Linked DNA regions of Homo sapiens: all the other regions are linked to region 2. A link is a contact called in ENCODE Hi-C or POLR2A ChIA-PET data. All regions are on one chromosome and are shown on one strand. Each heading gives the region's core, a stretch centred on a gene start or an enhancer-like site at or near the end of the contact. The rest is flanking DNA. Distances are from core to core; before and after follow the strand shown.

Evidence for each region. A loop is a pair of places that touch in the nucleus more often than their neighbours do. ChIA-PET counts read pairs that join two places held with the same protein, here RNA polymerase II (POLR2A). Pooled maps may share reads with other maps.
Region 1: a loop to region 2 is called in a map of naive thymus-derived CD4-positive, alpha-beta T cell, with 18 times the contacts of the local background. The contact joins the promoter of FBRS here to the promoter of FUS in region 2. A Hi-C loop is called at or near these places in 2 of 168 maps with a recorded cell type or tissue (naive thymus-derived CD4-positive, alpha-beta T cell and posterior vena cava), 2 of 37 single-sample maps with no recorded cell type and 11 of 50 pooled maps. POLR2A ChIA-PET finds 5 or more read pairs at or near these places in 5 of 52 experiments (B cell, CD4-positive, alpha-beta T cell, activated CD4-positive, alpha-beta T cell and 2 more).
Region 3: a map with no recorded cell type shows a loop between it and region 2 (5-fold over the local background). The contact joins the promoter of SEPHS2 here to the promoter of FUS in region 2. A Hi-C loop is called at or near these places in 1 of 37 single-sample maps with no recorded cell type and 1 of 50 pooled maps.

What each region holds. Positions count from the first base shown.
Region 1 is chr16:30,657,023-30,660,153 of GRCh38, forward strand. FBRS (fibrosin) reads left to right here and starts at 1,409. Exons shown (of 18, transcript NM_001105079.3): 1 at 1,409-2,955. The coding sequence starts at 2,497. RefSeq lists silencers at 825-1,084, 1,115-1,194, 1,245-1,424, 2,245-2,474, 2,545-2,594 and an enhancer at 1,675-2,124.
Region 2 is chr16:31,178,590-31,181,778 of GRCh38, forward strand. It overlaps FUS (FUS RNA binding protein), which reads left to right and starts at 1,550. Exons shown (of 15, transcript NM_004960.4): 1 at 1,550-1,638. The coding sequence starts at 1,626. RefSeq lists enhancers at 436-495, 787-1,547, 1,006-1,075, 1,548-2,309, 2,310-3,070 and 4 more and silencers at 1,236-1,305, 1,946-2,095, 2,216-2,265.
Region 3 is chr16:30,444,309-30,447,510 of GRCh38, forward strand. It overlaps SEPHS2 (selenophosphate synthetase 2), which reads right to left and starts at 1,566. Exons shown (of 1, transcript NM_012248.4): 1 at 1-1,566. The coding sequence starts at 1,419. The coding sequence ends at 73. RefSeq lists an enhancer at 758-1,704 and a silencer at 1,031-1,150.

The DNA of each region.
Region 1 (3,131 bases), core at 159-2,658, 520 kb before region 2:
CCTATAGTGGGTCAAGGCCTTGAAGATCAAGATGGCCCTGAATTCCTGCTAACATGCAGGCCAGGACCTGCTGCTGGATTCAAGAGCTACGGCTAGGCCAGGTGCGGTGGCTTACGCCTGTAATCCCAGCGCTTTGGGAGGCCGAGGCAGGTGGATCACAGGAGCCTAGGAGTTCGAGACCAGCTTGGCCAACATGGTGAAACCCCGTCTCCACTAAAAATACAAATATTAGCTGGGTGTCTTGGTGTGTACCTGTAATCCCAGCTACTCAGGAGGCTGAGCCAGGAGAATTCACTTGAACCCGAGAGGCAGAGGTTGTAATGAGCTGAGATCGCACCACTGCACTCCAGCTTAGGGAACACAGCCAGACTCTGTCCCCCCCAAAAAAACAAAACAAAACAAAGAGCTAAGAGTAATGGGCCATAATGAAGCACTCACGACGACTGTCATAGGTGCTTGACCTGCACATGTCCCTGCGACAGGGAATTAGTCATTTTATGGACGAGAAAGCAAGGCAGGCATGTCAGCGCGCTGTCCACTTTTAAAACGGTAACCCGGGCAACCGAAGGCCAGAAATGGCTGTCTCTTTTTTTTTAAGCCAGTCACATTGAGCAGTGGGGTGCATCTTTCATAACTGAGAGGCATCACAGGGCAGTGGCTGACATAGACGTGGCTAGGAGACTACCAGCCCGTCTGTGCGCGCATTCCTTTCCGTCCCAGTAAAATGGGGCTGACAGCATCTCCTTCATGGAATTATTACCAAACGCAGTCACAAACGCGGAGAAGCGCTCATGCAGGTGCAAGGCGTTTTCGAATTGCTAGCACTCGGGACCGCTGCCAGCAGCCGCGCCTGGAAGGGACGCGGCTGCCTGTTAGTGCGGCCGGCGCAGGCGCAGGCACAGCACGCGGCCGCTCGGGCCACCCCGGGCCGCGGAACGACTCGCAAGCAGCCAGCCTGACGGCGGCGCCGCCACGCGCGTGCGCGAGACGCCAGGCTGTCTGTGGGCCGCGCCGAGCGGCGGAAAGGCGGCGATGACTTAACTGGCTGTGGAACGGAACCTCTTGCAGCCGCGCGCCCCCCGGCGGCCAACCGCCCCCAACGCCTCAGGCCCCGCGTCTCCGCCCCTCGCCTCGACGCCATCAGGAGACCGGCCAATAAACAAACAGCAGGAAGAGGCGGGGCCCTGTAGTAACCGCCCCAAACACCTACTTCTAACCAGTCGAGTCACAAGACTGGGGGGAAGGGCGGAGCCAATCCGACGTAACCCAATCCAAGATTTGAGGGCGGTTACATGCACCCACTCCCTCGGGTTTGGCTCCGCCCCTCACCTTGACGTAGCCCTCCCAGCCTATCAACGACTGCGCCCGTTGGGGGTGAGGGGAAGGGGGCGGAGCGTGGGAGGAGGCCGAGAGAGGAAGGAGGCGTAGGCTGAGGAGGAAGAGGGAGGAGGGGTAGGGAAGTCCTGGCGGAGAAGCGCCCTAAGACTCCAAAGGAGACAACAGGAGTTTGTGCTGGAGCTCCCCCGCTGCCCATCGGCCGTTCCGGATCCCCTAAGGCCCAAGTCGGACAGAGACGGAGGAAAGGAGGAAGAGACTTTTATGTCGGCGGACAGGGGAGCTGTACCCGTCACCGTTGCCTCACATCCGGGGCTTTGGAGGGCTGGCCTCGCTGCCCCGCCCCGCCTCGCGCCTTTCATGGCGACCGGAGGCGGAGGCTGGAGGAGCTGGGCCCGGAGGAGGCCCCTTTAAATCTCCTTAAAGGGGTGGCCACTGAACTCGGCGGACTGCAACGCCAGCCTTAAAGGGGAAGCCGCCGAGCAGACGCTGACAAATTGAGAACTGTGCCGTTGGGAGAACTGGGGCGAGTGGGGTTTTTCTTTACGTCCTCCTCCCCCACACACAAGAAGTCTTTTAAATTCAACTTAAAGGGGAAGTGGCCGCTTGTGGAGGACTAGAAACTAACTCCGAGCCCTTAAAGGGACGGCCTGCTGTTAGAAGGACCCTGGACTCCTTAAAGGGGTGGCCTCTTTGAGCCGGAGGACTTGAGACACTTTTAAAGGGGAGGTCTGCGTTTCGGGGCGAGCTTTCGGCCCCTTTTAAAGGGGTGGCCCTTCCTCTTCCTCGGGGAGACTTGCATCGACCCCTGGCAGGGGGTGGCCACCGCACTAGGCCGCCGGACACTGTCGGGTCGTCTTAAAGGGGCCGGGAGCTGGACAACTTGGGGCCTCGCCTTAAAGGGACGGCCGCCCCGTTTTCGCCGTCGCGGCCCCGCCGAGCCCGCAGGGGGGGCCCTCGGGCTTGTCGCCCCGGGGGCGGCGCCGGCTCCCCGGGCCGTGGCCTTGGGGCAAGCTCGGGGCCAGCAGATCCGGCTTTAAAGGAGAAGCCGTGGCCCTCTCGTCACTGTGCAGCCGCCAGCGCCGCGCCTGCGACCCCGGGCCTGCGGACAGGCCGCTTCGGGCCCCGCCGCCTCCGGATGCGGCGCTGAGGGCGGTCGCCATGGAGACGGCAGCGGCCGCGGCCCCGGGTCCGGGCTGGGCAGCAGAGGGGGAGCGCCGACGGCGGCGCTGCTCGCGCCGAGACCGAGACCGGGAGCAGCGGCGCCGCCGAGGTCCAGGCGGCGACGCGCCCCGGGCCCTGTTGGCCGCCCCGCGCGGCTCCTCGTCCTCGTCGTCGCCGCCGCCGCCCGCCAGGCCTTGGTCGTCAGCTTCGTCTGGAGAGCGGCCTGGGGGCCCGAGACGCCGGCGGCCCCGTCCGAGACCTCGACCCCCGCGACCCCGAGCTCGGAAGCGGCCTGCCGGCTCGGGCAGCCGCGGGGAGGAAGAGGAGGAGGAGGAGGAGGAGGGGGGCGCAGACGACGGCGAAGCCGAGGAGGAGCCTGAGGAGGAGGAAGAGGAGGAGGAGGACTTGATCGATGGCTTCGCCATCGCCAGCTTCGCCACCCTCGAGGCCTTGCAGGTGGGGCCTAATGGGGCTAGGAGACTTTGGGGGTTTCCGAGGGGCAGCAAGGAGGGGGCAGTGCCCCTAGTGGGTGGAGTTGAGGGGGGAATGCTGGCACCCCAAACCAGAGCAACCGGCTCCTCTGGCCAGGCCTCTGCCCCGCCCTGGGGTGGGAGGAGGTAGAGCTCGTCTCT
Region 2 (3,189 bases), core at 300-2,799:
CTTTATTATTAAATGTTAACTTCATCTGCTTTGTACACGAATGCATACCCAGTGCCCAGAACAGTGCCTGGAACATACTAGGTGCTAAATAAATATTTGTGACTTAATGCATGAATAAGGGTGGACTTCCTTTCTTTTGCTCTCACTGGAGAGTTGAACTCTCCTTCCAAAGGCGGTGGGGTGGATATTGGCATATTCAGGGCCTTTAGGGCTGAAGTCAAGGGCTTAGTGGGGCTTAATTTGTGGGCGGGCCCAGGGCATGGCCCTCATTGTTTCTCTAGAAAGACGTGTCCAACCCTCAAAGGACCTTCTGAAATCCCGCTGAAAGGTTAAGTTGGGAAGGAAAACCTGCATGCCTATGTATCAGGAATTAACGTCTTTTGTCTTGTTTTATTCAGTAGTTTCAAATTGCCTTCTCCAGGCAAGGCTGATGAAAGTGCAAGTTGCAAGTTAATTTGAATGTTTCTTTTTGCTTTTGCTCTCACAGGAAGTGAAAAGGCGACCAAACACTCTAGCATTCATGCCACCAAAAAGAGGAGTGTTTTGCAGTTACAAGACCTGGATTCGAATCACGACTCCTCTTAGCTGCCCTGTAATCAGGCACAATTACTTGGGTCTCTGAGTCTCACTTTCCTTATCTAGAAAACGGAGGTATCTTTACTTCCTTCGTAAGACTGATGACAAGGAAATTATCTGTGCATTTTGAAACCACTTAAGCCTTGTACACGTTTTATTTCTGGGATCGCCCTGGTAGGGCTTCAGAAAAATAAAAAGGAGGTCCCTGAGAAAAGGCTGGGTACCGTACATCTGAGGTCAACCCTCTCTGGTCCCAAGGATGGCCTGGGCTGTTCCGCCCCGTGGCTCCCCAGGGGCAAAGCCATGAGGATCCGGGTGAGAGCCCAGTGCTGGACGAGCCCGGGGCCCAGGGGTCCCGGCCGAAATCCCTGCTGTCTTTCAGGTCAAACGTCATAATCCCCGAACCCCAGAAAGGCCGAAAGGCAAGGCAACCCTGAAAGACGACGAAGTCAACCTCAGGGCGCAGGAGAGGGAGGGCCAGTGTGCTGCCGACGAGGGAGGCTGGAGCCGCGGGGACGAGGCGCCCCATACAGCGGCAAGAGGGTGGAGGGCAGGAGCTCGCCATCCTGGGTGAAAGCGGGGCCCAGCGAAGGGGCCCGGCCACAGGAATCTCGGTTCCACCCCGCTACTCCCGGCTGTGACTCCAGTTTCGTCCCCAGCCGCCGGGACCGCCCCCTCGCCCCGCCCCCAGCGGGCACTCAGGCCGTACCACTGTGCCTTCATGGGGGTGGAGATAGATCGTGGGCTAGTCCTGCCGAGGAGAGAGGGGTTCTTCCTCAAAAAATATGATTATGTATAGTATTCGCATGATTCTAGTTAACTTGTTTCCCTTCTGCCTGCTCGGACCCTCTACCTGCCCTACGAAGGGGGCGGAGTGCGTTCCTGCCTCCCCCTGCTCTTCCGCGTTTGGTGCGCGCCTGCGCGGTGCGTAGGCGGCGGAGCGTACTTAAGCTTCGACGCAGGAGGCGGGGCTGCTCAGTCCTCCAGGCGTCGGTACTCAGCGGTGTTGGAACTTCGTTGCTTGCTTGCCTGTGCGCGCGTGCGCGGACATGGCCTCAAACGGTAGGTAAGGGCGCGAGGCGACGGCGGCGGCGCACCCGGCCGAGGCCTCCCAGCTGGGCTTTTCGTTTTCAGTGGGACCGGGGCGGCGATCCCGTGTGGGATTTTTTGGCGCCCCTGTGGCGGGAAGCCGCGGAGAAGAGTAACTGGAGGAGGCTGGTGTCGCCATTTTGTTTCGCTCCTCTGGCCCTCGCGCGCGGGGCGGGAAGTCTTTTCTTTGCAGTCCGTTTGCTTGGGGTGGGCGTTGGGAGGGACGCTTCTTAGGGGTTTGAAGCGTCAGGTGAGGGTGGAAAACGCCCATTCTCCGTGGCCTCGCCTCCCCCAACTCCCGGCCCCGCGCTCGAGCCCGCTTTGTCGCAGTGCTGCATCCGGGCACTCGCGGCGCGCACGCGCTCTGCGGGCCCCTCCCCCTTCGCGGCGCGGGTACCCCTTCCCCGCCTCGTGTTGGTTCAGCTTTCTGTCGCGAGACCCTTCGCGGAAGACTCGGCGGCGCGCGTCCGGTGTGAGCCTTGTCCCTCAGTGGTCCTTCGCGAATGGGCGGGATCGCTCCGTTCCCGCCTGGGTTGCCACGCGGCTGGGGGCGGAGGCTCGGGATCGGGGCCGCCCTCTAGCTTAACGGTTTGGCGGCGGTGGTCAGGGTTCGACCAACGGACTTGGGGACGGCCCGAGAGTTTTTCCCGCCTAAATTTCTTTCTTTTTTTTTTTGGAGACACGGTCTTCCTCTGTCGCCCAGGCTGGAGTGCAGTGGTGCGATCTCAGATCACTGCAACGTCCACCTCCTGGGTTCAAGTGATTCTTCTGCCTCAGCCTCCTGAGTAGTTGGGATTATAGGCGCCCGCCACCACAGCCCGGCTAATTTTTGTGTTTCTTAGTAGGGGCGGGGTTTCACCATGTTGGTCAGGCTGGTCTCGAACTGCTGACCTCAGGTGATCCGCCCGCCTGGGCCTCCCGAAGTGTCGGGATTACAGACGTAAGCCAACCACGCCTGGTCTAAATTTCTTTTTTCTGAGATAGGGACGGAGAAGAACGGCCGCCCGAGGCCACACCCTCTCCTGGTCCTCTTTCCCTTTTCCTGCGGGGGAAGCGCCGCGTTTCCTGTGCTGGGAGGATGAGTTGATCTTGTTCGTGTATCTTAAGTGGGGCTTTTCAAAAGCGCTTTTGTTGCTTTTTGTTCGCTGGGGGAAGGCAGGGTAGGTGAGAAAACGGAACCATCTGGAGTCCCAGGGCTGGGGACTCGAGTACCTGTTGACTTTCGCCTCCTAAGGCGAGCAGTTGCATGATCTCTGTCATTTGGGGTCCAAGGGCTCTTTTGATTCTCTGGCTTTGCACTAAAAAGCCCACTTCATCTCCGGGATTGGTCAAAGAGTGAAGAATGGCCTTTTTTGAGACTTTCTTATTCTGTGGGTCTGGGCTGAGAGAGCAGAGGCCACAATCTGAACACTGTTCGAATTCAAACCTGTGCCACTTTGGTAGTTCTGCGACGTTGGGAGAGTTAGTCTCTTGACTCCTGGCGATAATGGCTTTCTCATAGAGTGGATGAAACGAATGCGCGAT
Region 3 (3,202 bases), core at 316-2,815, 730 kb before region 2:
AATCAACTCTTGAGAACCATCCGTGATTGTGGACAATGGCTCTAAGGTCCAAACAACTTCTGTTCTTTCATCTCACGAGCTAGGCTCAGAGGAGGCATTTGAACTGTCAGGAGCAAGAACAGCAGCTGTGGCCCCACGAGGCAGGACTTCAATAACTCGCGGCTTGTCAATGATCCGGGCCGTTCGGTTTCCCTTTTCCACAATGCCAACGATCCACGCTTGGTGACCCTCTCCGTACTTGGAGGATTTGATTTCAGAACAAAAGCGAGCCGCCTGTTCTCTTGGCAGACAAATCAGTAATCCCCCAGAGGTTTCAGCTGAGGTTCCTTGAAGAAGCCCAAACCGTCCACTGGCCTTGCTGACGGCAGCCATCTTGGCAATTATTGGCAGATTATGAATAACAAAGGACACTTCATTTCTTTGTTGTTTTGCAAGGTTCTGGGAGTGTCCTAGAATGCCAAAGCCTGTGATATCTGTGGCCGCATGGGCATTAAATGTGTGCATTAAACCTGCAGCAGTTCTGTTGAGGGTAGCCATATTGAACATGGCTTCCTGATAGGCCAGCTCCACCTCTTCTCTGGAGACCACCATCTTTACTTTATTCCATCTTTCAGGATTATCCAGCCATTGGTGGGCATTGACAGCAACCTGGGTTCCTAACGGTTTGGTTAACACCAGCACGTCCCCAACGACGGCGCTGTCCGGCATTATGAACTCATTTGGTTGGCATACTACAGTGGCAACTCCACCGATTATAATCCAAGGGTTGACCACCGTTTGCCCACCGGTCACTGCCGTCCCTCCTTCCTCAGCCGCATCCCGAAAGCCTTTGACCATGAGTGGCGTTACCTTTTCGCGTTCCTCCTCACTCATACTCTGGCTGACGCTGAGTAACATCAACATGTTGTCACACTCAGTAATCCCCATGGCGTAGAGGTCACTCAGCACGTTGGCACAAGCTATGCGCCCCATCATGTAGGGATCTTCTACCAAGGGGTAAAAGAAGTCCGTGGTCTGCACCAGTGACAGGCCCCCGTGCCTCAGGGGGATGACGCAGGAGTCCATCCCGATGCCCAGGGCTGGAAAGGTGGGGCTGGGGCCCGCTCCTGCCGGCAGGCCGGCTTCCTGGGACGCCTCTTCCTGGCCACCCACCAGGCCCCGGCCCAGCGGGGGCCGCACGTCCGGCCGCGTCAGTCCCGCCAGGAGTTTGAGCAGCGCCTCCTGCGGGACCTTGCAGCCTCAGCCCTTCATGCCGGAGAAGCCCGTCAGCCGCCAGCTCGGGCTGAGGCCCAACGCCTGGGGCTCGAAGGGCCGGTAGTTCGAGAAGCTCCGGCCCAGAGTCAAGCCCGCCGGGCCCGAGGAGCCTTCCGCCGCTGCCATCGCCTCTCCGCAGGCGCCCGTCGCCGAGGCTTCCGCCATGGCGCCTGCCCGGCAGGGAAGCGAGAGGAGAAGAGGGCCCTTTTATTTTCCACTCAGATTAATATGAAGCAAAAGTCAAATATTACCTGCAGGGATTCTCCCTAGCGCTACTCAAGCCGTCAGACCCACGGCATGCACAATCTTCCTGATAGAGGAGCCGCCGGACTCCCTTATTTATAGCCCTGGCGATTGACAGCCGCAACATCCAATGACGACTCCGCCACCGAGAGGCGGGCTTCCTAGACTCTAAAAGGTGCAACAACCTCCGGCTTGCAAAACCGCTTGCAACGGGATTGCAGAACGTCACGTGCTTTCCTTCGCTCTCTTAGTAATTTAAATGGTTTCTTGGCAGTGGCTGACGGAACTCTGCTCCCTTCCAGTCACTTTTCCAAGTCCAGCAAATTGTAGACGAGGGAAGATTGGTCACTCGGCAAACCTCATGATCGGCAGGATTGTCCCAAAGGTCACTTGACAGCGCACATGATCGATCCAGGATGGCAAAATAGCCCAAGGGAAAAAACAGAAAGCATGAGAAATTAGAAATTAAACTACTACCATTAAGTTAGCAAACTGCAGGCAGCATCAATATAATGAAATGTTAACAGGAACTTCAAGAACTCTAGGACTCAGGAGGTCGAGGCTGCAGTGAGCTGCGTCCGCGCCACTGCACTCTAGTCTGGGCGACAGAGCAAGAACCTGTCTCTAAAACAAACAACAATAACAAACAAACAAACACCCCCCCCACACACACAGACACACACAAAAAGAGAGATTTAGGACTGGAAGTCCAGACACCTGCATGGATTCTAATGGTGTTTCCCACCAGCTTTGTGTGGAGTCACTCTCCGCGTCGGTTGACTCATCCATCTGTGGAACAGAGTGGGTTACATAGGACTGGTCTATTCTAAAATTCCTATATCTCTGTAAATAAATATATATATATATCTTATATAGCCATGAAGGGCAGTTTGCCAATATCTATTAAAAACTCCACCTCCCAGGTTCAAGTGATTCTCCTGCTTCAGCCTCCTGAATAGCTGGGATTACAGGTGTGCGCCACCACACCCGGCTTATTTTTGCGTTTTTAGTACAGACGGGATTTCACCACGTTGGCCAGGCTGGTCTCAAACTCCTGACCTCAAGTGATCTGCTGGCCTCGGCCTCCCAAAGTGCTGGGATTACAGGCATAAGCCACCACACCCAGCCAATAAAAACTTTTTTAAAAGACAAGAAAATGAATAGAAGACTCAGCATAGGGGCTATGTCTAGGGAGGGCTACATAGGGAGCTTCTGGGCTATGTTTAATTCTGTTCATTGGGCTGGTGGTGGGTACGTGGTACATGGTTGTTCTTTAAACTGTACATAGATATTTTCGGGGCCGGGCACAGTGGCTCACACCTGTAATCCCAGTACTTTGGGAGGCCGAGGCGGGTGGATCACGAGGTTGGGAGATCGAGGCCAGCTTGATCTATATGGTGAAACCCCGTTTCTACTAAAAATACAAAAATTAGCCGGGCATGGTGGTGAGCGCCTATAATCCCAGCTACTCGGGAGGCTGAGGCAGGAGAATTGCTTGAACTTGGGAGGCAGAGGTTGCAGTGAGCCAAGACTGCACCACTGCACTCCAGCCTGGGTGAAAGAGCGAGACTCTGTCTCAAAAAAAAAAAAAAAAAAAACTGCACATAGATATTTTCCCACACTATTTTTGTAGGTATGCTATATTTCAGAATTTAAAAAACATGCAAAAAGAAAGCATGATGGAGTGGGAAAATACAGTGAAAGC